Linked DNA regions of Mus musculus: region 2 is linked to region 1. Evidence: chromatin loops called from intact Hi-C (ENCODE). Cell type or tissue: heart. All regions are shown on one strand. Links, peaks and the distances in the headings refer to the core of each region. The heading gives the core; the rest is flanking DNA. Region 1 has its middle 78 kb from the start of Plppr4. Region 2 has its middle 42 kb from the start of 1700061I17Rik.

What was found. Peaks named below come from ENCODE experiments on the same cell type or tissue, not always from the same donor. Only the 100,000 strongest peaks of a DNase experiment are listed, where the experiment ranks them.
Region 2: a loop joins it to region 1, with 10 times the contacts of the local background. A loop is called at or near these places in 31 of 42 quality-filtered maps.

Annotation. Positions count from the first base shown.
Region 1 is chr3:117,432,367-117,445,197 of GRCm38, forward strand. No RefSeq gene overlaps it. Among named protein-coding and RNA genes, the nearest start is that of Plppr4, 78 kb to the left of the region's middle. In heart, for the core only: a CTCF peak has its summit at 6,578 (motif pointing left); no DNase peak of the experiment used is centred there; H3K27ac peaks cover 1,212 bases.
Region 2 is chr3:117,113,521-117,126,351 of GRCm38, forward strand. No RefSeq gene overlaps it. Among named protein-coding and RNA genes, the nearest start is that of 1700061I17Rik, 42 kb to the left of the region's middle. In heart, for the core only: CTCF peaks have their summits at 4,505 (motif pointing right) and 7,063 (motif pointing right); no DNase peak of the experiment used is centred there.

The DNA of each region.
Region 1 (12,831 bases), core at 1,728-9,727:
GAGGATGTCAGATTTTCTAGAGTTGGGGTAAGAGGTTGCTGTGGTCCACCTGATATAGGTGCTGGGAAACAAATTGGAATCCTTTGTAAGAGCAGTAGGGACCCTGAGTGGGCTTTCCAGCTCCCAACTTTTTATCATTTGAGGCCTCTTGATAAAGAATTTAGTAATTTACATCCCCGGGGGAGCAGCGGAATTCAAGGAACATTCGTATAATCTTATTCTTTTTTTTTTTTTCCAAATTCCTGCCAGTCTTTGTTATTTTTAGACATTTTTTTTAACTCTCCATCAAGCTGGAGTTAATATCTAGAATTCATCAGGAACATGAAATGCTCAATAAAACTATGAAACAGAACAAACTTGTCTTGAAAAATAGGCAATAGACCTAAAGAGACATCTGTCACAGGAAGACACACGCATTGCCAACATTTATGTGAAAAACTCTCTACGTCATTAGTCATCAGGGAGAGGCAAATTAAAGCACCAAGAGATACCACTTCACACCAGTAAGAACAGAGAGTCATATTTAACATTTAAATTTGTTTTAACAAATGGCAGAGGTGCCACTGTGGTGTATTCTTGTCATATTTATTATTTCCCTCAGATAGACCACTCTGTCTTCAATCCAGCCTCATTCTTTGTTTCTGACATTTGCCTCTTTGAACCTTTGTTTTGCTTCTAACGATTGCTTTTCCTTCATGACTAATCCTCCTTCTCATCTAGTAACATTCAGCACAGGGATAGAAAACTAATCTTAAATAAAACAAAACAAAGCCCACTGAGCCTGGAAACTAGTGCCCACCTCTTGTCTCACTGTTTCCTCCATGTTGTCCTTATCTCCATTAACTTTGTTCTTCCAGTATCCAGGGTGATGAAGTGTGAGAACTTCTAGCACAATAGCCCAAAATCTTCATGTGCAGACCGGTACCTCTACAGACTAATAGTTTCTAAGCAAGACATGTGTTCAAATCTATGCAATTTAAAAATTTCCTAATTCAAGGCTTTACCCTTAACTTAAAAAACAACAACAGCAACAACAACAACAACAACAACAAACATGCTTCATCTCCAGTTTTGTGGAGGGAAATAGAAACCATCACACTCAGTTTTCTCTCTTCTTTCAAGTCACCCATGATGTTCTGGGACTGAGACTTCCCTGACAATGCACTCCCAACGGAAAAGTTGCCGCTGTGCCCTTTGCCTGAAGTTTGGGATCCTAAACTTATTCACGTCTTCAAGGATTGTATTCTGCTCTCTTTTGTTGTTGTTGGTAGTGGTTGTGGCAACATCAAGTGATGGTGTGTGTGTGTGTGTGTGTGTGTGTGTGTGTGTGTGTACACGATCTCACACATAGGCTTTCACAGAGTTAAGATAAGATACTGGGATTACAGCAAAGGTCTCTGGGGAGAGAAGAACGGACTGGCACACTCACCACAAATGGATTTCCATCCATTAACTGTGTTGATGTGATATACTAAGCACCCTCCTCGGCCAGTGGAAGCTCTGTCTTGGTTGAGTAGACTTTAAAACACATATGCGTTGTGCTGCGTAGGTACAAAAGTTACAATATTAAACTGGGACTTGGCACAGGATACTTGATTGGATCTCCAGCTGTGGTCCATAGTAGCCATGACATTTCTAAGAAGTATTTCATCCCTGGTTATCACATATATTTTAGTCATTGAATGATAGGGATGAAACAAAGTAAAACAAAATATCTTTGGTCTTTAAACTGCCATATAGATAATAAATGGTTTTATTATCTATGGAAAGTGTCGAATTTTCAATGGAGATTCTTTCTGAGGTGGTGGATGTATATATATTATACACACAAACAAACACACACACACACACACACACACACACACACACACACACACACACTGGAAAATGGTTCTAATGCTTTGTCTTAATTCAACTTCCAAAAGCCACACTTCCAGACACCAAGGGTCCCTGCCCTCAGTTGGTTTTGATTGGTAATAAAGAATTACTGTACAGCCAATGGCTGGGCAGGGAAATGGAGGAAGTCAAGGGACAGAGGGAGAAGAAGAGGAGAATTGCCATGACTCAGAGGGAGAGGGGTCAGATTCAAGAGCTGCAGGAGAGAAGTCATCTAGCAATGTAGGTGGAAAGGGAAAGCAGCCCTATGTCAGGTGGTGGTGGTGCTGCCCAGAAGGTAACAGGGCAGCAAAGATAAAATATACATTTAGAAGGTTTTAAGCCAGGAAGTCTGGAGGGGGGGGGGGTGTTAGCCAAGGGGAGGTTTAGAAGTGCCCAACTATCGAGCTAGTCAAGGCATATCAAAATTAGCTGGTGTGTGTGAGTGTGTGTGTGTGTGTGTGTGTGTGTGTGTGTGTGTGTGTCTCATTTTATAATCCAGAGCTCTTGGGAGAGTAAAATGGTGCTGTGAGCCAAAGCCTATTAACTAATTTACTGCTACACACACACACACACACACACACACACACACCCCTTCAGACCCTTCAGTAAGTTGTCTTCTGTATCAGTCCTTACATTTGATCACCATCACAGTTTGTCTTAGAGTGTTACCACATTCCCATTTACCTCAGCCTATGAACAGCAAGCAAGCAACTGTCCTAGTCTTTGGGAACCCACCCATGCTTGTAAAATTAGAATCCTCTCCAAGAATTTTCCAACCAAATTAAGACATTTTAAAACAGCATTTAATCTTTATTTGATGCTAGAAATAAAAATTCAAAACCAAGCCCATATTTGCTTTTTAATCCAGGAGAGGTAGCCTAGTCCTGCAGAGACACTATGTGCTAGGGTGGGTTGGTACCCAGGGAGGCCTCAACCTCCTCCGAGGAGAAGGGTATTGGGGGATGGGGACAGGGACTGTGTGAGTGGGGTCTGTGATCAGTATATGGAGTAGATAAATAGATAAATTGATGGGAAAAAAGAGAGAACAAATGTGGCAAAGAAAGGAGGACAAGGCCCACGGACAGAATGTGAGGGACTAAGAAGAGAGAAGAGCTAAGGGAACGATGAAAACATGCAAGTGATTGGGGCCTTCCCCCGTGTCCTCATGGCTTCCCCCGCCCCCACTTAGGCAGCAGTTCAGTTTGAGATAAGCCAAGGCACTTAGGATGAATGTCCGTCCTTTAGTTTTAGTCATTTGCTTCCCCACCTGCTTTCCAGGTCTTGGTATGTCCATCTGTCTGTCCTTAAGTTGTGCCTGTGGGACTGCCAGGTGTTCTCTTTACACTTTCAGAAGTTGTCTCCGTTCCTCAGGTACAGTCTCACGTTTTCTTCTGGGAGTTACTGCTGCCCAGATCTGTGCTAGCACAGGGGTTCTCTTGGGAAGCAGAGTGTTCAGGGGCCACTTCCACTCAGCATTGTCGCCAGGTCTATTGGTGCTGCTGGGATGCACTGGGCAAATGCAAGAAGTGGATTTGGGTGTCCTGTTATGAGCAGGAGAATAATACTCTCTCTCATTTTCTTTTTAACATTTTTTAAAATTAGAAAACAGTTTTTTTTTTCTAGTGAAGTGTCTACTTAACCTTGCTTTTTTTGAAAAAAACATTTTAAAACTTTTTTTCTTTTTCTTTTTTTTTTTTTTTAATTTTTGCCTTCTGCTAAAATTGAAGCACAGTTTTTACCAGAGACAATACCTAGCAACACGAGTTATACTATGAACCTACCCCTCGAAGCTCCTTTGTGATCATATGTATGGGTTTTTCTGGGAAATACCACAGTCTTTTAGATACCTGGACCATGCAGGGAAATGTTTGCCAAGTTAATCAGATTTATTATGTATACATAATCCTAGGCTAGTCTGAGAACAAACTCTATTATTAAACCTCTCAAATATTTGATTCCTGGGTGAGAGTGATAATGTTTCCCAATGTTATTTACTTTTATTTTTAAATTATGTGTATATGTGTGTATGTATATGTGCATGTGAGCTCAGGTGCCCTGCAGGAGAAGGCATTAAGGATTAAGTATCCTTGGAGCTGGAATTACGTGCGATTATGATCTGTCCAATATGGGTGCTGAGAACCAAACGAATCCTTCATAATAGTGGTACAGGCTATAGCCACTGAGCAATCTCTTCACCTCTTTAAAATTAATTTTGTATTGTCATCACCCATAGAAGCTTAGAAAATAGAAATTCGGTGACCTTAGCACCTAAGCAAACACTTTCTAGATTTTCTGCCAAAGCATAAAACTAAACAAAATAAAACAAACAACAAACAAACAAAACCCCCAAAAAGCTTTGCCTACATACTTGAAAGAAATATTGGTAAACCAAAATACTCAAAATCTATGAAAAGACTTCTAAAATTCAAAAGTAGAGAAATAAAAATGGTTTTAAATAGACAATAGACAATAGAAAATATCTTGACACTCACCAAAGGTGTTAGAGATAAGAAATTAGCACATTTGAAACAAATGCAAATACTCAGAAGTCGGGGAGACAGCTCAGTAGTAAGAACTCTTGATAACAAACAAAGGGCCTGCATCCGCAGGACACACACAAAAGCCATAGTTGGTCAAGAACCATAGTGGGCAAAGTCAACCTCCCATGTTCTGCCTCTCTGCTTAATGAGAAAGCATAATTATGTACTCCCAGGCAGGGTGAAACCAAGCACATTTTTGCCCTTTTAATGAAATGGCATGCTATTACAACCTTTTAGAAAGTCTTTTAGATACCTGGACCCTCTTCCCTCTTGATACCATCCTTTGAAATGTTTATAGTCCTAGTTCAATTAAGTCTTCATGTTCAGGATTTCATGAAATAACACAAAATTGAATCCATTCACATGTGCATATGATGTGCACATGTGTTCAACGCTTGTATTCACGTATGTGGAGGCCAGTGGACAATTGTGATTTTCATTCCTCAGGCACTCCCTGAATTAATTTCTTTTTAAAGGAACCACTGGCATGGTTGTCAGGGAACTTCTGCTGGCTGTTGAATGAGCCCCAGCGATAGACTCATCTGACTCTCCCTCCCCAGGGCTGAGATTACGAACAACCACTACAGGCTCTTTGTAATGTGGGTTCTGGGGTATCTATTCTGCAGATCCTCACATCTGCAAAGCAAACATCGTCTGCACTGAGCCACTACCCTAGCCTGGTGGGATGGCTATTTTTGGTTGTCAACATGACAACATCTGGAATTAACTAAACCCCCAGTGGCTGGGCACATCTCTGAGGGGTTTTGACTGGGAAGATCTACTTCACCTCTGGGTCTTTGAAATGTGAAGATCCACCTTTAGTCCGGGCCACACCTTCTGCAATCAGCATGTGTAAAGAACGTGGAAGAAGGACGCTTGCTTGCCCTCTTTACCTGCTCGCTCTCACTGGCATTAGAGCCTACTTCCTGTCTACTGGAGTCTCTGTTCTGCTAGAGAACCCAGACTAATGCACCCTATTAATGAATTAAAGAAGCAACACAATTGGTCTCCACTCACCATTTCAATTATTTTAATGTATCCTGTATCCTAATATACAGAAAACCTCTTCCTCTTCTTCCTCCTCCTCGTCCTCTTTCTCCTCCACTTCTGCTTCTGCCCTGTTTCTGCTTTTTCTGTTTCTTCTCCTCCTCTTTCTCCTCCTTCTCTTTCTCCTACTCATCCTTTTCCTCTTCCTCCTCCTCTTCTTCCTCCTCTTCCTCCCCCTCTTCCTTCTTCCTCCCTCCTCCCTCCCCCCCCTCTTTCTTTCTTCTCACCTTGGATATTTTGAAGTCCTAAAAAAATTTAAACACTCCCTGCAGGAGAGAGGTAAGCTGGGTCCTACAACCTTCCTCAAATGGCAAGTGAACAATCTCAGTACTGTTTTTCCAAAGAGGAAAAGGATCTCTCAGGCTGCAGACTAGGGTATCACAGGACCCCTAGGAAGTCACTACATGTTCTGGACCATCTGCTCAAAATCTAATTGCTAATGGATGAACAGCTTTTGTTTTCTTTTGACCCACAAATACAGCAAGTCTTAAGAGGGGACCAAGCTAGGATTTTTGAGACTGTCCGGGACAAAGCAAAAGAGAATAGCAATAACTCCAGTACATAGGGGCACATATATCTTTTCATTTACATGGAAATTATGTGAAACCTTTTCAAATCCGTGCTTCTCCATCCATCAATAACTTAGCTTCAGTAATCAGAATCAAATTTTAATTTCTTTTAAAAAATGAATAACAGTCACGATTCATATATATATATATATATATATATTCTCTCCAAAATACATTTATATGTATTCTCTCCAAAAAAGATGATGCTGTCTCTTTAATTGTGCTTGGAGCCGAAAAGGTTGTCATGGAGATGGGAATCTGTGCTAGGCTGCTCCACTTCCCTGGCCTTGTTCTGAGCCTGAAGTGGAAGGTTCTATTGTTAGGGTGGGATTCAACATCTGCTAATCGAACCTGTTTTTAATTTTTAAACACATTCTTGTTCCTGTTGGTATCTATTCTCTCATGAAAACAATGCAGATGCTGAACCGACGATAATAAAAAGGATTTAGATTGACATGCCTTCTGTTTGTGATTGCTGCAGACCACACAAAGATGGTGTCCTGCAGATACACGGTTACCCACCATAGTTTGGAGACGTCTGCCACCTCGTGGTAGCAGTCGGAAATGCTGAATAACACTGAATCGTAGAAATTAGGAAGTAGAAAAACACCGACCACCCCAGTAAATACACTCTTCCCTTTTGTCAGCTGTAGCACAGTTCTGATTTTCCAATAATAATTGTTAGTTTTGGAAAACAGTGTTTTTCTATTTGTTGATTTCATTTAATATTTGCAATTTTTGACAATAACACTATTTATGTCTGTATTTTTTGTTTTAACAGCAAACACATCTATAGTGATGCTGATTTTAGTGTCTGATGCTCCTTTTTCCTTCATCCTTTCCATTTGGTTGAGATATATACTGCTATCCTTTTCTGACTCAGTTTTTGCCTTACTGTTTGTTTAGTGTCTAGTTGCTTGTATCGTTTTTTTCTAGTTTCTTTGCATTTCATTTGAAGTTCTTAAGTTTCTTCATAAGTCCCCTTACACCTGCATATTATTCTGTATGTTTTCATCTGGACATGACTTTACATGCTTTATGTATTTTGGTATGATCTTTATCATTTATTTCCAAGCATTGAAAAATTGTTATCAAAGATACCTTTTCTAGTGGGGATATTATTTTTAAACACATAGAAAATACTAAAGTTTCTTCTCACTTGTTGTTACCTATTTATTTTTCATTAATTCTTTCTGCAGAGAATAGGCCTGTGAGCAGTGTTTACTCCTTGGAGTGTTTCTTCACACCGTTACCTGGATGCTCAGATCCCATGTCAGCCAAACGCTTGCCAGTTCTTTTCTTCCTGTGCTCCTCTATGCAGAATACCTTGCCCTCTCGTATTCTCACAACATTTTGGACTTTTAAAAGTGACAATCCTGATTCCATTATATTCTAAGCATGTGTGTGTTTGTGGTGTGTGTGTGTTGTTGTTGTTGTGTGTCTGTGGTGTGTGTGTCTGTTTGTGGTGTGTGTGTGTGTGTATGTGTGTATGGTGTGTGCGGTGTGTGTGTGGTGTGTGTGGTGTGTGTGTGTAGTGTGTGCTGTGTGTGTGTGTGGTGTGTGGTGTGTGTGTGTGTGTGGTGTGTGTGTGTGTGGTGTGTGGTGTGTGTGGTGTGTATGGTGTGGTGTGGTGTGGTGTGTGTGTGTGTGTGTGTGTGTGTGTGTGTGTGTATACTTCCTTCCCTCAGAGTAATGCTATTACTCTTATCCTCTGTTGTATTTTTTTTAAGACGACTAATTCTCTGCCTTCCACCTTTGAGCCACCTCTTGAACACTCAGCTGTGATTTCTCTTTTTCTTGTTTTTCCTCAGCAGGATGTGACTCCTGCTGCAGGCTTTTTGGACAGGTAGCTTCTTCTGCTTTGAATATTACTCTTTTCTTCCTGTCCTACCTCCTAGCTCATCACTTGGGTTTCAGTTCGGCTGTCTCCTGAGGGAGATTTTCACCTAGTGGACAAAGTGATGTGTGTTCACTTTGGAACACTCCCATTCCCATGTACATCTTGTTTTCTGATTGTCAATTACTTGGGTGATTACTCTGTTCATGTCTGTCTTGTCTAGTAGTAAGGGAAGGCTTTAGTGACCGAGCACAATCAGCTGCTAACAGAACCCTTTCTCCCCTCCCCCTCCCGAGCACAATCAGCTGATAACAGAACCCTTTCTCCCCTCCCCCTCCCGAGCACAATCAGCTGATAACAGAACCCTTTCTCCCCTCCCCCTCTTTTCTTCTAGTCCCCTCCTTCCTCACCTCTCCATTATCTCCAGAAGATTTGTGTAAGCTTCTGGTGTGGTTTTTCACATTTTACCTTTATCCACAAAACATATAAAGTGCTGTAAGCAAGGGCAAAGAGAGCACAACTAGCAGGGTGCAGGGCAGGGTGGTACACCCCTTTAATGCCAGGGCACTAGAGGCAGAGGCAGGCTGACCTCTGTGAATTTGAGGCCAGTTCAGTGTAAGTAGTGAGTTTCAGGACAACCAGGACTATGTAGAGACACCTTGTCTCAAAAATAGGATAGGATAGGATAGGATAGGATAGGATAGGATAGGATAGGACAGGACAGGACAGGACAGGACAGGACAGGACAGGACAGGACAGGACAGGACAGAACAGAACAGAACAGAATAGAAAAGAAAAGAAAAACAGAAAAAAGTTAAACAACAACAACAACAAGCAAAGGAACAACAACAAGAACAAGAAGCATGGGCTTTGAAGCCATGGCGTTTCTTAAGTTCTGAGCTTGTGCTGATAGAGCTCTTAAGAACTGTGGTCTCCATACATGTAAGATGAGTAACAAAGCTGCTGCATGATGCAGTTACAGAAATTAGTGTATTCTCACTACTGCTTTTTTTTTTCCAAATCATCTTTGTTTACCATTGGCAAGCATCTGCTATGTGATGTGGTTATGCACATAAATAAGACACGGAGCTGGCTCTCAAGTAGACTTGTGTCTGAGTTCAAAACAGAGATGCATGATCAAATTAGAGGTTTGGGTAGTCCACAGGCACAGAAAGCAGTAAGAACTGGATCTTGTTTTGCTGGAAGAGGATGAAGGATAAAGAGGCGGCATGTTTGTATTCTTGTTCCATACCCTAACACACTTCCCAGGCTACAGCTTGTCTCTTCTCAGTCAACAAATGTGATTTGGGGCTTGTCTTTTAATCTCTCTGTGCCTCAGTAGTAGCAGTGGTAGCCAAAGTTTACAAATCACTTAATACATCACAGACTTTCTTCTCACTGCTTTTACTTGGCTTAGTTCTCTTACTCCTTACAACAATCACAGTTCAAGAAGAGGAGCTAAGGATGGCTAAAAGAGACAGCAACAGTGACTATGTTGTCTGATGGTGCCGAAATAATAAAAACATCCGACCTGGAACTCAAACCCTGACAATCGAGCTCCACAGTCATGTCCTTCAGCAGACCTGAGTTTAGCACGTTCACAACGACAGCAATGACAATAGCTGTATGGCTACCATCTCACACATGACATCATCTGCTATAAAGGATGCTTCTGTAAACTTGGCTGTTAACATTATCAACCAACTGCAGTTATTGAAAATATCTGCTTACTTGATTTTTGAAATCTAATTAGTGCTCTGGGGAATATTTCAAATTCTTGTCTCTCTGGTTTTCACCAAGAGATGTAGGCAGATCACTAGCAGCAGGCAGAGCTTTGGTCTGGTATGAGCCCTCTTGTGGAAAAACGTAAGAATTCAGGGCAGCGGCTTTACCTGACTAAGGATTGTGGGAGAGAATCTTTTCAATTTCAATGCAAAGAAATCTGGCTACTAATAATCTGGCATCATCTACAGTTTCACTGAACACAGAAAACATTTCATCGATGACTTGGAATATAAAATTAGACAGGTAAAATGCTCAGTGCTACAAACATTAAAAAGCAAGACCACCAGGCAACGGAAATATATTTATAAGCTGCAGCCAAGCAGTTTGCATGCCTCCAAAGATAACCTAAATCAAGCAATTACATTACAAGGAAATTTCAGAGGTAAAAATGCTGGTTACCTAAAGAAAACAATTCAACATTAGCATTTTGTATGACATAACAATAATAGGCTTTACATTGCATCATTTATTTGTGTTTTTTAAAAAGGCAAGTTTGATTAAGGGATTAACCTTGGACAACGAACCCTCAAAAAACACCTCAAATGTGCTGAAATGTTGAGAGGCTCTTAAATTAATTAAAAGTAGGAACTGATTAAATATTAGCATCTGGATGAATCATTTATTGGGAGATCCTATTGTGAGAGTTTAATGCATGTCTTGTATTGGTGAATGATTCCCCTGGTGACAGATATTTACTTCTTTGCCTCTAACACTGTCTGGTTTGGTGTTGCAGAAATGTACATAGTAGGACTTTTTCTCTACTTTCCTTTATAAAAATAGTGCTGCTATTTACTCTCACAGTGAGGTACACCTGCATTTTCTGTCTCTTTCTTTTGAATCAGAAATGCACTTAGCCACGTGGTTTCTTCTTATTCTTTGCCCATTCCCAATATGAAAAGGGTATGTATGAATAATAATAGTTCCTATGTGAAAATACCCATCAAAAGCTCCTTCAATTACGAGCTTCCTATTTAAGAAATTTCCAAGCCGCATCAGTTGAACTTGGAAGAGCTTAGCATATTAGCTTCTAATCAAGATGGCAGTCTGCAGAAGAAGAAATCAGAGAAACTAAGGTGCTCCTGAGCCTAGAACAGAGATAGAACCCAGATGTGCCCAGGTCATTGATGATTTCCCAGCCATATCCATTGACTCAGATGGTGCCATGGTAGAGGAGTCACCCAAGCAGGGTGCTGCCCAGTTTGAAATGGGATTTGAGGAGGCTTGGTGGGTATGAGTTGAGTTTCCTTCCTGCTTCCAGGAACCTTCCCAATGTTTCCTACTTTGTAGTAACTCTGAAATAGTTTACAGAAGAATTCTGGAGCTAACATCAATTTGACTTACACTTTGCTTACACAGGCAAGTCTCTGACTAGAAAGAGATAGAAGTTCCCTACAGTGGCCTTGTTGACCATCATCTTGATTACTGTCAATCTTGTTATCCTTTACTTCAGTCCCTTTTGGAGTGTTCATATAGTCTCTCTCTCTCTCTCTCTCTCTCTCTCTCTCTCTCTCTCTCTCTCCCTCCCTCCCTCCCTTTCTCTCTCTGTCTCTTTGTCTCTCTCTCTCTGTCTCTCTCTCTGTCTCTCTATCTCTTTCTTTCTTTCTTTCTTCCTTTCTTTCTTTCTTTCTTTCTTTCTTTCTTTCTTTCTTTCTTTCTTTCTTTCTTTCTTTCTACAGCACTTTTGGTTGGGCCCATGCTTCTTCCAGATGCAAGCCAAATAATGAAGAAGTTGGATAATAAAAAAAAATAAACAATTAAAGTCCAACAGAAAAGTGTTAATTAATCACCTGGACATTAATTAGCTGCAACTCCTGGAGTGTCTAAAAGTTCTCTTCTCACAGAATCTGATTCATCTGTTCACTTGCTGGACATAGTTTAATTTTTGTGTGTGTGTGAGAATTAGCTACCAAAATCTGCAGCAGAATTCCATGCTGGTTAAGAGCTGTTCCAGAGAACTAATGGATCAATTCAAGATAGAGTGTTCCAAAGCAGCACAAACAAGAGGGCCAAACATGATTTTTAGGTTTGTCTCAGCCACATACATTATTTCATTCAGAAGCTTACTGTAAGTAATATGGGGGAGAACATTTTTCATGGGATGAGTGTAGAGGCACAATCTGAGTCTTCCTTTTTATTTAAAATTTTTATTGGCTATTTTATTTATTTACATTTCAAATGTTATCCCCTTTCCTGCTAACCGCCCTATCCCATCTTCCCTCTCCCTCTTCTATGAGGTTGATCCCCCACCAACCCACCCACTCCCACTTCCTGGCCCTGGCATTCCCCTACACTGGGGCATCAAGTCTTTACAAGGCCAAGGGCCTCTTCTCCCTTTGGTGTCCGACAAAGCCATCCTCTGCTACATATGAGGCTGGAGCCATGGGTCCCTCCATGTGTACTCTTTGCTTTTAGTCACTGGGAGCTCTGGGGGATGGAGAGGTGTCTGGTTGGTTGATATTGGTGTTCTTCTTATGGTTTGCAAACCCCTTCAGCTCCTTCAGTCCTTTCAATCTTTTCCATTGAGAACCATGTGCTCAATCTATGGTTGGATGCGAGCATCTGCCTCTGTATTTGTCAGGCTCTGGCAGAACCTCTCAGGAGACAGCTATTATTAGGTTCCTGTCAGCAAGCACTTATTGGCACCCACAAAGTGTTTGGGTTTGGTGTCTGTATATGGGATGGATCCTCAGGTAGGGCAGTCTCTGGATAGCCTTTCCTTCTGTCTCTGCTCCACAGTTTGTCTCCATATTTCCTCCCTTGAGAATTTTATTTCCTTTTCTAAGAAGGACAGTTTGGTCTTCCTTCTTGAGCTTCATGTGGTCTCTGAATTTTATCTTGGGTATTCTGAGCTTTTGGGCTAATATCCGTTAATCAGTGAGTGCATATCATATGTGGGGTTTTTTTTTTTGATTAGTTTACCTCACTCAGAATAATATTTTCTAGTTCCATCCATTTGCCTAAGAATTTCATGAACTATTTGTTCTTAATAGCTGAGTAGTACTCCATTGTGTAAATATACCACATTTTCTGTATCCATTCCTCTGTTGAAGGACATCTGGGTTCATCTTATGACTATTAAAATAAGGTTGCTATGAACATAGTGGAGCATGTGTCCTTGTTATATGTTGTAGCATCTTTTGGGTATATGCCTAAGAGTGGTATAGCTGGGTCCTCA
Region 2 (12,831 bases), core at 2,592-10,591, 320 kb before region 1:
GATAATTGGTGCTGGTTAGCTGGAGCTAAGAAATTAGCAATGATTAAGAAGAGACCAACATCACTGAGGTGAAATCTGGGAAGTGTTTTCTGAGAGCACAAAGAAGTTTTATTCCAGACATACCTAAGGTTGTACCTTGTACTGTAGCTGAACTTGGTCATGTGTAAGTCACCCAGGTGGTACTGATTTTGAAGGCATGAAGGGATCATGGAGAGCAACCGAGGCTTGGCTTTGTGAGAGGCCAGGAAAAGCCATTGGTGAAGGGGCAGCCTCAGTTGCAGTTTATGGCCCATGACTAAAGGGGTCTTGTAAAGGAATTGAGGAGACCTGAAGAGAGCTTATGAGAGGCTATTGGTGAAGTCTAGTTGCAGGGGTAGACAGTATATTGGAGATGCCAGTACTATAGGATGATCACAAAGAACAGCAGCAGCAGTGGAATGAAGTCAACTAGAGCCTAGAGTGCTACAGAGGGCAGAGCTAGAGATATGAACCAAGCCCTTTGGAGGAGCCCAGAAGATCATGTGTGGATTCCAGACACTGGAACAAGAAGCTGTGTCTTTGAAGTTTCCTTGAAATCCCAAGATGTTTGAGATGCCAGGGCCATGGAAAATCTGCTGAGGAAAGCTGCTAACAGGGAGTGGAACCATCCCAGGAGAAAGACATTTGTTGCAGTCAACAAAGATGAAAAAGGAGTTAGAGATCTGAAGATTGCTTTGACATCAGACATGGAGATGCAGAGTTTGGAGTTTGCCCAGAGGGTTTCCTCTCTTGCTTTGGGGATTACAGTTAAGTGATTGGATGGATCTCAGAAGAGACTTCGAACTTTGGACTTTAAACTTCGTTGAGACTGCTATAGACTATGGGGACTTTTGAAGTTGGACTAAATACATTTTTTATTGTGCTATGGCTAGGTATGACCCTATAGACTCATGTGTTTGACAGGCCTATGGGTTCCAGGGAGTGGAATGTGATGGTTTGAATATGCTTGGCCCAGGGAGTGGCACTATTAGGAGGTGTGGCCTTGTTGGAGTGGGTGTGTCACTGTGAGCATCAGCTTTTATATCCCTGTCCTAGCTGCCTGGAAGCCTGGAAGTCTTCTAGAGGACTTCAAATGAAGATGCTACTACTTCACCCCTTGGTTTTTTTTTTTCTTTTTCTTTTTCTTTCTTTCTTTTTTTTTTTGTTGTTGTTTTCTTTCTTTTTTTATTAGATATTTTCTTTATTGACATTTCAAATGTTATCCCCTTTCCCGGATTCCCCTCGGAAAACCCCTTATCCCCTCCCTCTCCCCCTGCTTACCAACCCACCCTCTCCCACTTCCCAGTGGGTCATCCAAGACAGAAGTTGTGGCAACAGCTCATTTGTAAACATGTATGGTTTCTGAGTTAGCAAGCAGAACCTTGGTGATGTTTGCTTTTTTATAAAGCAGGATAAATGGGTTGGTCATGATACATCTCAAAGCCATTTCTACAGCTGAAGAGAAATATCTTTAAGATCTAGAAAAAGAGTACAAAGTGAGCCATGTTCATTCACCTCAGTCCCTACTTTAGAAAGCAACAGTGGCTGTATCCCGAATTCCTTGTTTCTATAAAAGCTTTTCATATAAAACCCCTATACCTTACAGGGTTTGGATCTCCATGTTTATTGAGCGGGAACCTACAGGAGTGTCCTGAGCAGGTTAGGTTTGTTTGTTTGTTTTTGTCAACTTGTTACAAATTGGAGTCTCCTAGAAAGAGGGGACCTCCATTGAGGAATTGCCCTCAGAAGATTAGTCAGGTTACAGATCTGTGGGGGAATTTTCTTGATTAGCAACTAGTGTCAGATGGTCCAGCCCATAGTGGGCAGTCCCACGCCTTTCTCTACATTGTATATTTTAAAAAAGCAACCTGGGTAGTTCCATGAAGATTAGCACGTACAAAAAATGTCTCCTTAAATAACGACAAATGTGAAATGATATTTAAAAACAAAACAAAAAGCAGGCAAGCTGACCACATCATAGAAAGCCAGAGGCTCTGCCAGAACCTGAGGCAGATGTTCACAGCTAACCTTTGGACTGAGCACAGGGTCCCCAGTGGAGGAGTTGGAGAAGGGACTGTAGGAGCTGAGGGGGTTTGCAGTTCCTTGGGGGGAGCAATAGTGTCAATCGACCAGACACTCCGGAGCTCCTGGGGACTGGACCAAAGGGTACACATGGAGGGACCCATGGCTCCAGCCCCATACGTAGCCTTGTTGGACATCAGTGGGAGGAGAGGCCCTTAATCCCGTGGGGGTTCGATGCCCTAGTGTAGGGGAATGCTAAAGTGGGAAGGTGGGGGTGGGTGGATGGTTGGGGGGACACCCTCATAGAGAGAGGGGGAGGGGGTGGGATGGGGGGTTTCCAGAGGGTAAAGGTAGAAAGGGGATAACATTTGAAATGTAAATAAAGAAAATATCCAATAAAAGAAAAAAATTTAAAAAAAAAGAAGAAAGAAAGAAAGAAAAGACAGACAATCAGTATGTAGCTTTCCTTGTTTTCTGCTCCAGTTCCTGCCTCCATTTTTCTCCCCTGGCTTTTCAGGATGGCGGACTATAACCTGTAAGGCCAACTAATTCTTTCCTCCTCGTTTGCTTTTGATCATGGTATTTATCCTAGTAAGAAAGAAGCAAACGAAGACACCTTATTTTGTAAAAGAGATCTCTAAGTTAAACAATTGTTTAAAACCCTATAACCTATAGTCTTTAAGGATTCATTATGCAGAACTTAAGAACAATGCAGTGTTCTAAAAGTGTTATCACAGGGACACTTTAAGATTACATGTTGGAGGGTCTCATGTGATGTAATAAGAACTTGGAAGAGAAGTGGAAAGTTTCTGTTCCTTTTCTAGGTGGCTAAAGTAGCATTGTGAAATGCAGGAAATCACAGAAAACCTGTACTAGCCTAATACAGTGAGTGATAGCCACCCCCGCATCAATCCCACTCCACCATCAGCCCCCAATGTTAAATAACCATGACGTTCAGCCTTCAATGAGGATCAAATGCTTTTTACCAGTGACTCAACATAACATGACCTGATTCTCCATATCAAATGTTTGCATTTTCATGTTGATGACAATTGTTTGCAGCTTGATGAAAGAATTGCTAGGTGGGACAAAATATCTGAATAATTTGTTTTCCTTATTGTATGATCGAGGCTTGGCTATAATCATAATTAATGTAGTTTGGCCACCTAACAGATGCATCGGTGGCCATTCAAACCTTTGCATGGCAAGAGACACAATACTTTGTGCATTTAGTTGATCTTTCCTTATACTTGTCTCTCTCTTAATTGATCCTTAGAAGGGAACATAAAACACTTAAATGATATTTCTATGAATTCACAACTAGCCTCTTCCAGGAGAATGGGAGTATAGTTATTGACTCATCGTCTTGGCCCTTCATCTATACAATATTGGTTTGGTTCTACACCTGAAGAACTTTTGACTAGTGTTGTTCACTCTCAGGGCCAATAATTATCTTCTCTTAGGGATGCAGGATGAATGCTGGCCAGTTCGATGTCCTTGGTTTTTCAGCGTGGGTCGCAGACCTTATGTTCTAGGAAACATTGGCTTAGCGTATGTTTAACCTCAGCTCACTGCACACGAAAACTGACAGTCTAACAAGAGATTTTGAGCTAATATTCATTTGATTGGCATGACTTTGGGCTTTTGCTTCAGTTCTTCTCATTAAAGTGAGTGGGGCAATGACATGACAGAATTTTAGACAAAATTTCCATGCTACGTAGTAATTTTGTGGCAGTAGTAGATCACTGTGCTTAGAGATGTTGGAACCATCACCAGGAGTGACCAAATCACCCCGTGTTTACTGAGATGTTTTGTTATTTCTGGGATGTTACAGAAAGGAACAAAACAAATTCCAGAATGCACAGCGAGGTCCATCATCAACCCTAGAGTAAAGACTATTTCTGTTACTTTGTTTGAGTTCTTAGGGTAAAAATCTACTTTTTGATGAACTGTTTTCTACTCCTAAGAATATTCCAAATGAAAACTTATAAAGTATAAATATACTAGACTTATAATTGCTACTTGATGCTAATTTTCTCTAGAGTTTAAAATGTATAAAATTGGTAATTATATGCCTGGGTATTTAATTAATTAAAAACCTGATTACCGAGTCTTACTTATTTTGAAAAACAGGAATTTATTTCAAGTGTTTGAATATATTGGTACATACATAGTTCTTCTCAGGATGTTGTTAGGATATTCTAGACAAAATAATAATGCTACTTGTCTGAAAAAAAATCTTATTTTTAATGTGGGAGTAGTAATCACGAATGTGATTATAAGAAGAAACAAAGTAATTAGAATCAACTTGCTTTGAACAAAACTTCCTATAATCCCAACTGACAGATGTTTTTAAATTATAAGTAATGGGCCAAGTATTTTTAAAGATTTATTTATTTTTATTTTACATGTTTGAGTGTTTTTCTTGTATGTAAGGGCACTGTGTGAGGGCCTGGTGCTTGCAGAGGCCAGAAGAGGGTGCTAGATCTCCTGGAACTGTCATTGTGAATGACAGTTATAAGCCATTCTCTTCCCTCTATATACATTAGTGTCCAAGTCAGTTCTCAAACTGTGATTGTACTTGAAGACAGAATCTATATAGTATATTGTACTTGGAGACAGATCTTCGTGGAGATAAATAAGTTACAATGGGTATCTTCCTGTCTCTGTCTCCTGAGTGCTGAGATTAAAGGTAAGTGCCACCACCACCCAGCTCTAAAATTAGGATGTTAAAAAAAGTACTAATCATATTTGACGGAAGAATTCCTAAGAGAGTATGATAGAGACAGACATACAGAAGAGTGATCCCAGGAAAATGTGGAGAAGATGACAGCCTACCAGGCAGGGTAAGCCTGAGAAGACACCAACCTTACCAATACATGGACCCCAGAGTTATAGCCTCTGGGACTATGAGAAAATGCATTTCTGCAGTGTAAGCTATGTAGCCTGTCATAGCTTGTCATAGTACAACCATGGCTAGTTGAAACATTCACAACCATCACTATAGAAACTCAAAGACCAATCCTGTCTCTTCCGAGAGACTCTACGCATCCCAGACGCTGGTAATTGAAACTTCCCGCTCGTCAGTTTCGTTGTCATCTTGTGTTAAACTTTCCTCCTCGTCAGGTAGACAGAAGGGGGAGGGGGTGTTAGAGTGGGCACTGAATGATGGGCTTCTGATCATATGAACTCTGAATCTCTTCCTCCTGCCAGACCACTGCCGAGTAAGGGGCAGACACAGGACTGTGCAGTCACACATGTGCACCTGCGTGGATAAGGTGTGGGAGGCACCCAGGGCAGTCACACATGTGCACCTGCATGTATAAGGTGTGGGAGGTACCCAAGGCAGTCACACATGTGCACCTGCATGTATAAGGTGTGGGAGGCACCCAGGGCAGTCACACATGTGCACCTGCATGTATAAGGTGTGGGAGGCACCCAGGGCAGTCACACATGTGCACCTGCATGTATAAGGTGTGGGAGGCACCCAGGGCAGTCACACATGTGCACCTGCATGTATAAGGTGTGGGAGGCACCCAGGGCAGTCACACATGTGCACCTGCATGTATAAGGTGTGGGAGGCACCCAGGGCAGTCACACATGTGCACCTGCATGTATAAGGTGTGGGAGGCACCCAGGGCAGTCACACATGTGCACCTGCATGTATAAGGTGTGGGAGGCACCCAGGTATTGAACAAGTGTCAGAGTGCAGTGTGGTTAATAGCTTTTGGGACTAGATGAAACCTGACAGCTTCACAGTTCTGTTTGACCTTGAATGCTGTTCAGCTTCTCAGGCCTAGTGACAGACTCTACCTTCTTAGCATGTTCACAAGGACTGATGAGTTAGATCATTTGTCGGTTATGTAGTACTAGGGGGAGGGCTGAATCTACACTTTATAGCATCCTTGTGCAAGTTAGTGAAACAACACAACAGATTTGGTGGTTTTGGAGTTGCTTGTTTTGGAAATACGGTCTCACTCTGCAGCCCAGGGTTGGTCTTGAAAAGGCAGTCATCCTGATTGAAGTAATAAATGTAGTGCTGGGAAGTTGAGCAGGCATTAAACACATGTCTTGTTGTTCTAAGAATCTCGATAAGTGTTATGGCTATGCTCTCAAACAAGAGATTCAAGGTGCATGAACTGTATAGCTCTGGCAGGTCGGCCAGCTTCAAGGCTCCCAAACCCTCAGAGGGCAGAGAGGTCAGAGTACAATGTAGAGCTTCCAACTGCCGACCTTTGCCCATTCTACATCAGATGTTGCCTCACTTTGCCATAGAGATGAAACACGCTTCTGTCTTGCTCTTACCTCCCATACAGGGAAAACCAGGCTTCATACACCCTGGGGCATGAAGACTAGCAGAAGAAACCGGATGTCAGCAAGGCATTGGCAAAGGATCTATTATCATTGTTACACATGCGAAGGTGTTTCATTTTTCATAAGGTTGTGGTTGTAAGCCTTCGCAAGCAAATGACTAAGGAACGAATCTCTACTGGCTCCTTCCTGACTCTTCTGAATGTCTTCCCTGTGACCTCAGACAGCGGTCGTGAACTTGGAGGTCATCACCCCCTGGGGGGGGGTTGCATATCAGATATCCTGCTTGCTAGCATTAGGAAGGTTGAAAATCCGCTGCCTTGGAGCCTGCGTCTCCTTCTCAGCTCTTCTGTCCTGACTAAGTCCAGCATCTCCTCATCAACAGCAGAGAATGTGCATGACGCTCCCTCTACTCCCTGCATTCAGGGTTGCCCTGCCTCCAGCAGCCTTTCCACACCATGGCTGTCTGGCTTTGAATTTGTCTTTTGTTAGCACAATTTGGTCACTGAGTTAATTTTTATTCAAATCTCAGTGGCCCTAACACATCACACTGGTGTAATAGGGAATATACTGACAAGGCTGGAGATTTTTAAGTCACGTACACCGAATCCACACACATTGCAGCCCTCTCTTCAAGGGAATGCAGGATTCCAATGAGTCTGAGAATAACTGCAGAGGAAAAGCCTGAACTTCTCAAAAGAAACCAGATGGTGGCAGCATAGAATGCACAAGGAAGGCCAGGACCAACGGCAGCTTCCAAACATGAAACTACTAATTAGTGATGAGAACACCATCAGGAAAACCGGTTAAGAACATGCAGTTTAGTTCCAGAAATACCTGCTTTTGGCCTTGTTTCCATCCTCACTGGCGGCATGAACTTGGGCAAGCCGATTAATTTCTTTAAGCCTCATTTCCTCATCTACACAATGAGGATGACCATAATTACAGGAGTGTTTTGGGATTATGGGAGAAAATGTCTGTGATATGCTTAGTCTATGCCTAGGAAACAAGCAGTTCAGGGACAGGCAGGCAGACAGACAGATAGAGATATATATGATGAGTAGTTTTATGTCAATTTGACACAAGCTAACGTCATCTGAGAGGAGGCAACCTCAATTAAGAAAATGTCTCCATAAAATCAGGCTATAGGCAAGCCAGTAGGGCGTTTTCTTAATGAATTATTGATGGCAGAGGGTGCAGCCCATTATGAGTGGGGTGATTCATGGCCAGGTGTTCCTGGATTCTACAAGAAAGCAAGCCAGTAAGCCGCACTCCTTCACAACCTCTGCATCAGCTCCAGCCTCCAGCTTCCTGCCCCATTTTCCTGTCTTGGCATCCTTTGATGATGAACAGTGGTGTGGAAGTATAATCCCTCTCCGACTTGATTTTTGTCATGGTGTTTCATCACAGCATTAGTAGTCCTTTCCAAGACAGACAGATAGACAGACAGACAGACAGGTTTTTATTTTTACTTGAAACATTGTCTCCCCCGAACCTGGTGCTTTCTAACTGAGTTAGATTGACCGACCAGAAAATCTATTTCCACTTATCCACTGTTGTAATTACAAGCATATCCTGCTGCACTTGGCTTTTAAAGATTGTATTTTAAATTTTATTTTTAGTGTGTGTGTGTGTGTGTGTGTGTGTGTGTGTGTGTGTGTGCGCGCGTGTGCGTGCGCACATGCAGGCTTTCTGGCTTTCTGTGTATGGGCCTATGAGTGCTGATATCTACAGGGGCCAAAAGGTGGCACCAGATCCCTTGGAACTAGGGTTAGGGATGATTATTGCAAGCCACTTGATATGGGCGCTGGGAACCTAACTTGGGCCGTCTGCCAAAGCAGTAGGTGCTCCTAACTGCTGAATCGTTTCTGTCCCACCACTTCGTGACTTTTTGCAGTGTTCATGCTGAGGGTCAAAGTCACATCTTCATGATTGTGCAGTAAGCACTTTATTGACTGAGCCATTTACCCAGCCCTGAGCATTGCATTTTTCAGGAATAGTTGCTTAAACATTCCCTAAACTGAGCATGGATACCTAGGGCAAAGGAGGCTCATTGTCTAGAGAACTTAGAAATACTTCTAAATGCTAACTGAATTCAGTCTTCACTTCTCAATCACCATGCGCTGGCAATGCTAAACATTAAAAGTGATAAAATATTTTTCCTTATAGTAACTTGGTTCCTTTAAAAACTTGAGGATTTCATTATCAGCCAAGCATTTTAGATGGATGCTTCTGGCTCTTTGCATTGAATCCCTCCTTCCAGGCTGATTGCACAGATTGCTCAATGGAGGTACATTATACACTCCTGCCTTCCATGACTTATCTTTTTTTTTTTTTTTTTTTTTAACCACACAGTTCCTATGACCTCAAATACCTTATAACCTTCTTTTCCAATTACCTACATCTTACTTTTCTTTTCAGGGACCAGTGTTTAAAAAAAAAGCTCCATTTTCTGGGGAGCTTTCACCATCTGCTGATTTCACAGAGAGATCTCCCTTGTGAATGTAGCTATTTTGGCCTCTGGCATCTGCTGTCTTGAGTGAAGCATATTGCCTCTTTTTCCCTATATGAAGGAGGAGCTCATTCACAGAGTTGGGGTTTATTTCCATAATCTAGAGAAGCTTTAGGTTTCAGTATCATCTGTACGATTGGTGCTCGCATGTGCTTAAATTTTAAGATACTCTGTTCCACCGAGTGAGTATGTGTGACTGCTGGGTGGATGCTTTCTATTTTGAACTGGGTCACACATGCATACATACTCTATTAATTTAAGTTATATTGTTAATATTATACACTTTAAATAGTAGATATAATGTATCATTAACATTAGGTTTTTTATAAAAGTTTTTGTGTATGTTGTGTATGTATGTGGTCTGTATATGTGCATACATGTGTTTGTAGGTGCTTACATATGTGTTCATGCAGGATCCAAATTGAGGTTGGATATCTTTCCTTGACTGCTTGACACATTTGTGCCTGAGACTGTATCTCACTAAACGTGAACTCATCCATTTGGTTAGGTTGGCTGGCCAATGAGCTTCAGGGATCTCCTTGTCTCCTCCCCACTGTCTCTCCAAGACTGGAGTTCTAGACATATATCACGCAGTCCAGCATGTTTTATATGGACTCAGGGAATCCAAGCTCAGGGTTTCATGCTTATGGAGAAGACATTTTACTGATGGATCCATCTCCCTAGATAGAATATTAGGTATTTTTTTTAAAAAAGAAGAAATAAAATTTCTTTGTAAGGTAAGACACAAGTGATTGTAGCTTCTTTCTCGGGTTCTAGATTAGTGTGCAAAGTCTCATTTAAATTCTAGATATTTCACAGAAGCTATTTCTAGTGAAATCTGGATTGCTATCTATCTATCTATCTATCTATCTATCTATCTATCCATCCATCTATCTTAACCTAGTGCATATAATGGCTGCTTTTTTCATGGCAAAACATCAACTGTGAAGAATACAAGGTATTTTAATTCATTTGTTAGGCTTGGGTTTACGTCTTACCTAGCTACTATAATAGAGTATTCTTGGCATCTGAGCATTAAAGCACATCCACCCGAAGGCCTCTTTTCTGTGCACTTGCTTCTGTGTTCCTAGGAAGGTACCATGCACACTGCCAAGAGAGGGAAGTGGTTAATATTCCTACAAACATTATGAACTACAGTGACCAGTAAGGCATGATACCATAAAGTTCATAAGTGGTACTCACATGTGGTAAACTACAGTTATCTAATTGGACTTAGGGTCTACCCAAAAGAGCAAAATGGCAGCTGGTGCTAGAAACTTAGCTAAATTCCTGGGAAAACTAGAGTCATGAGTTTTGGAAAAGAATCTACTTCTGCCACTTTGCTACGCCAGCATAATCTCTACCTATATTCTAAATCTTATCGTTATACCCATAGATAAGTATTGCTACTACCCTTATTAAAGAAACTTTTTTTTTTAATGGCAAATAAAGATCAGCACAGAAAACCACCACTGGACACAGTGTAGTGATCAATAGATTGTTGGGATCCTACTCTCAGTGGATGCACATATATCACAGCTTCTTTGTGGTTCAGGGGACATCATGGAAGAAGGGGCAGGAAACTGTAAGGGTCAGAATATCAAGATGTCTGCTATGAAACAGTCTCTCATAGAAATGGCTACACAAACAAAACCTGATCAACAGCAATGGCAGTAAATGCATTAGTGTAGAAGTAGAGAAAAATCTCATGGGGTTCTATTCTGTTCTGGCTGGTTTTATGTCAACTTGATACAAGCTAGAATCATCTGGAAAAAGGGACTCTCAACTGAAAAGATGCTTCCATAAGATTTTCCTATAGTCAAGTCTGTAGTACATTTTCTTAGTTAGTGATTGGTTTGAGAATTCTCAGCCCATTGTGGGCCATTCACCTCTGGGATGATGGTCCTAGGTGATATAAGAGAGGAGGCTGAGCAAGTCATGGAGAGTAAGCCAGTGAGTAGCTCTCTTTCATGGCCTCTGTACCAGTTATTACCTCCACATTCCTCCTTGAGTTCCCTTTTTGATTAGTATGGATGATGGATTTATAATCTGAGAGTTTAAAAAATGTTCCCTCCCTCCAGTTGTTGATCATGGTGTTTGATCACAGGAATAGAAATTCTGACTAAGACACACTGGTGGTTTGAATATGCTTGGCCCAGAGAGTGGCACTATTTGGAGGTGTGGTCTTGTTGGAGAAAGTATGTCACTAAGGGTGTGGGCTTTAAGACCCTTGTGCTAGCTGCCTAGAGACCAGTCTTCTTCTGTATGCTTTTGGATGAAGATGTAGAACTCTCAGCTCCTCCAGCCCCACATTTGCCTGGATGCTGTCATCTTCCTGCCTTGATGATAATGTACTGCATCTCTGAACCTATAAGCCAGCCCCAATTAAATGTTGTCCTTTATAAGAGTTGCCCTGGTCAAGGTATCTTGTCATAGCAGTAAAACCCTAGCTAAGACACACACTAAGACCAAGAACCGCAGGCTTCTAATGACTGCTGAGAAAGGCAATATAAACAGACTCAGAGGGTTGTATTTATGTATTTATTCAGATGTACACATGCATTTATGCAAATATACATGCATATTTATGTATGTAACAATAGTAAAGAAAAAGAACTGCTATCAGTCTGAGCGCAGGGGCTGGAGGGTGGGGACTTGGGGGGAACTGTAGGGAGGACAGGGAAGGAGAAAAGTGATGCAATTTCTTTTAATTCAAATGTATAAAAATTAACAAAATACATTTAAAACAAAGAAAAGACAGGAAAGAGGGAAGAAATCAAAGGACCATATCTTTCTTCTGGTTTCTAAAGATTATACCGTTTTCTCTGGATATTAAGGAAATATGCAAATAATAATTTTTAAAAATCACTCTGTGTTCTCATATTCTATGAAATAGCCACTATGTTATTCAAATTCTTTGTAAAATTCCTTGCCATACCCTATTATCAAGGGCACAGACTACAAGTACGGGGACCTCCAGAATTCTGTGATCTCACTGGGTAGAACTATAGAATTTCATTTCATTTATTTATTCAAGTTTGGAGAGAGAGAGATGCAATATTATGATGAAGTCTTAGATGTGTAAGCTAAAATAAACATTTTGTTCCTCAATTTTCTTTTTGTCAGAATGCTTTATCACAGCAACAGAAAACAAACTAGGAAAGAAGGAAAAGTACAAATATTGATAAATCCTGTTTTGGCACCCTCCCTAATCCATATGATTCAGAATGTATTTTATGATGAATAGCTTTTATAAGAACGTGGCCTGGTAAGTTTTGTGTCAACTTGACACAAACTAAAATACAATGAGAAGAGGAGCATCAACTGAGAAAAATCTCTATCAGTTTGCTTGCATGAAAGTCTGTATGTGTATTTTCTTGATTCCTAACTGAATGAGGAGGATCAAGTTTCCTGGGGGGCAGTATCTCAAGGTACTTATGAAAGTTAGTGTGAATTGTCAACTTGGCAGAATACATTTCCTAGCCCTGCATACAACTAGGCATAGTGGTGAATACTGGACTTTTAATATCACACAGAGAGGCAAAAGGATCAAGAGTTCAAGGCGAGTCTTATGTACACAATGAGAGTTCAAGGCTAGTCTGTACTACGTGAGTCCTGTGTCTCAAAAAAAAATCTATTAAAAAAGTAAGTAAAAGTGACCTGTTAGTTTTTGTTAAATTTTAGTATCCTTATTTCTGGAGTTTTCTTCTTGTTTTCAGCAATTTCCTTCAGAGCCAGGAGAGGAGGGACTGTTTTTCAGAACTGGAAGTATGAAGATACTAAAACTTTGAAGCTGTAACAAGAAAGGTAACACTAGTCTCTCCAACTTATGCTAAACATAAATGAAGCCGAGTTGCTGGACTAAATCGCTAGTAGGAGCTTTGTGCTTTGAATGCTCGCTAATGACTCAGAAGCACATAACACAACAGGTCAGCTATCCGTCACATGGAAGTTGTTTCCCTTCTCGA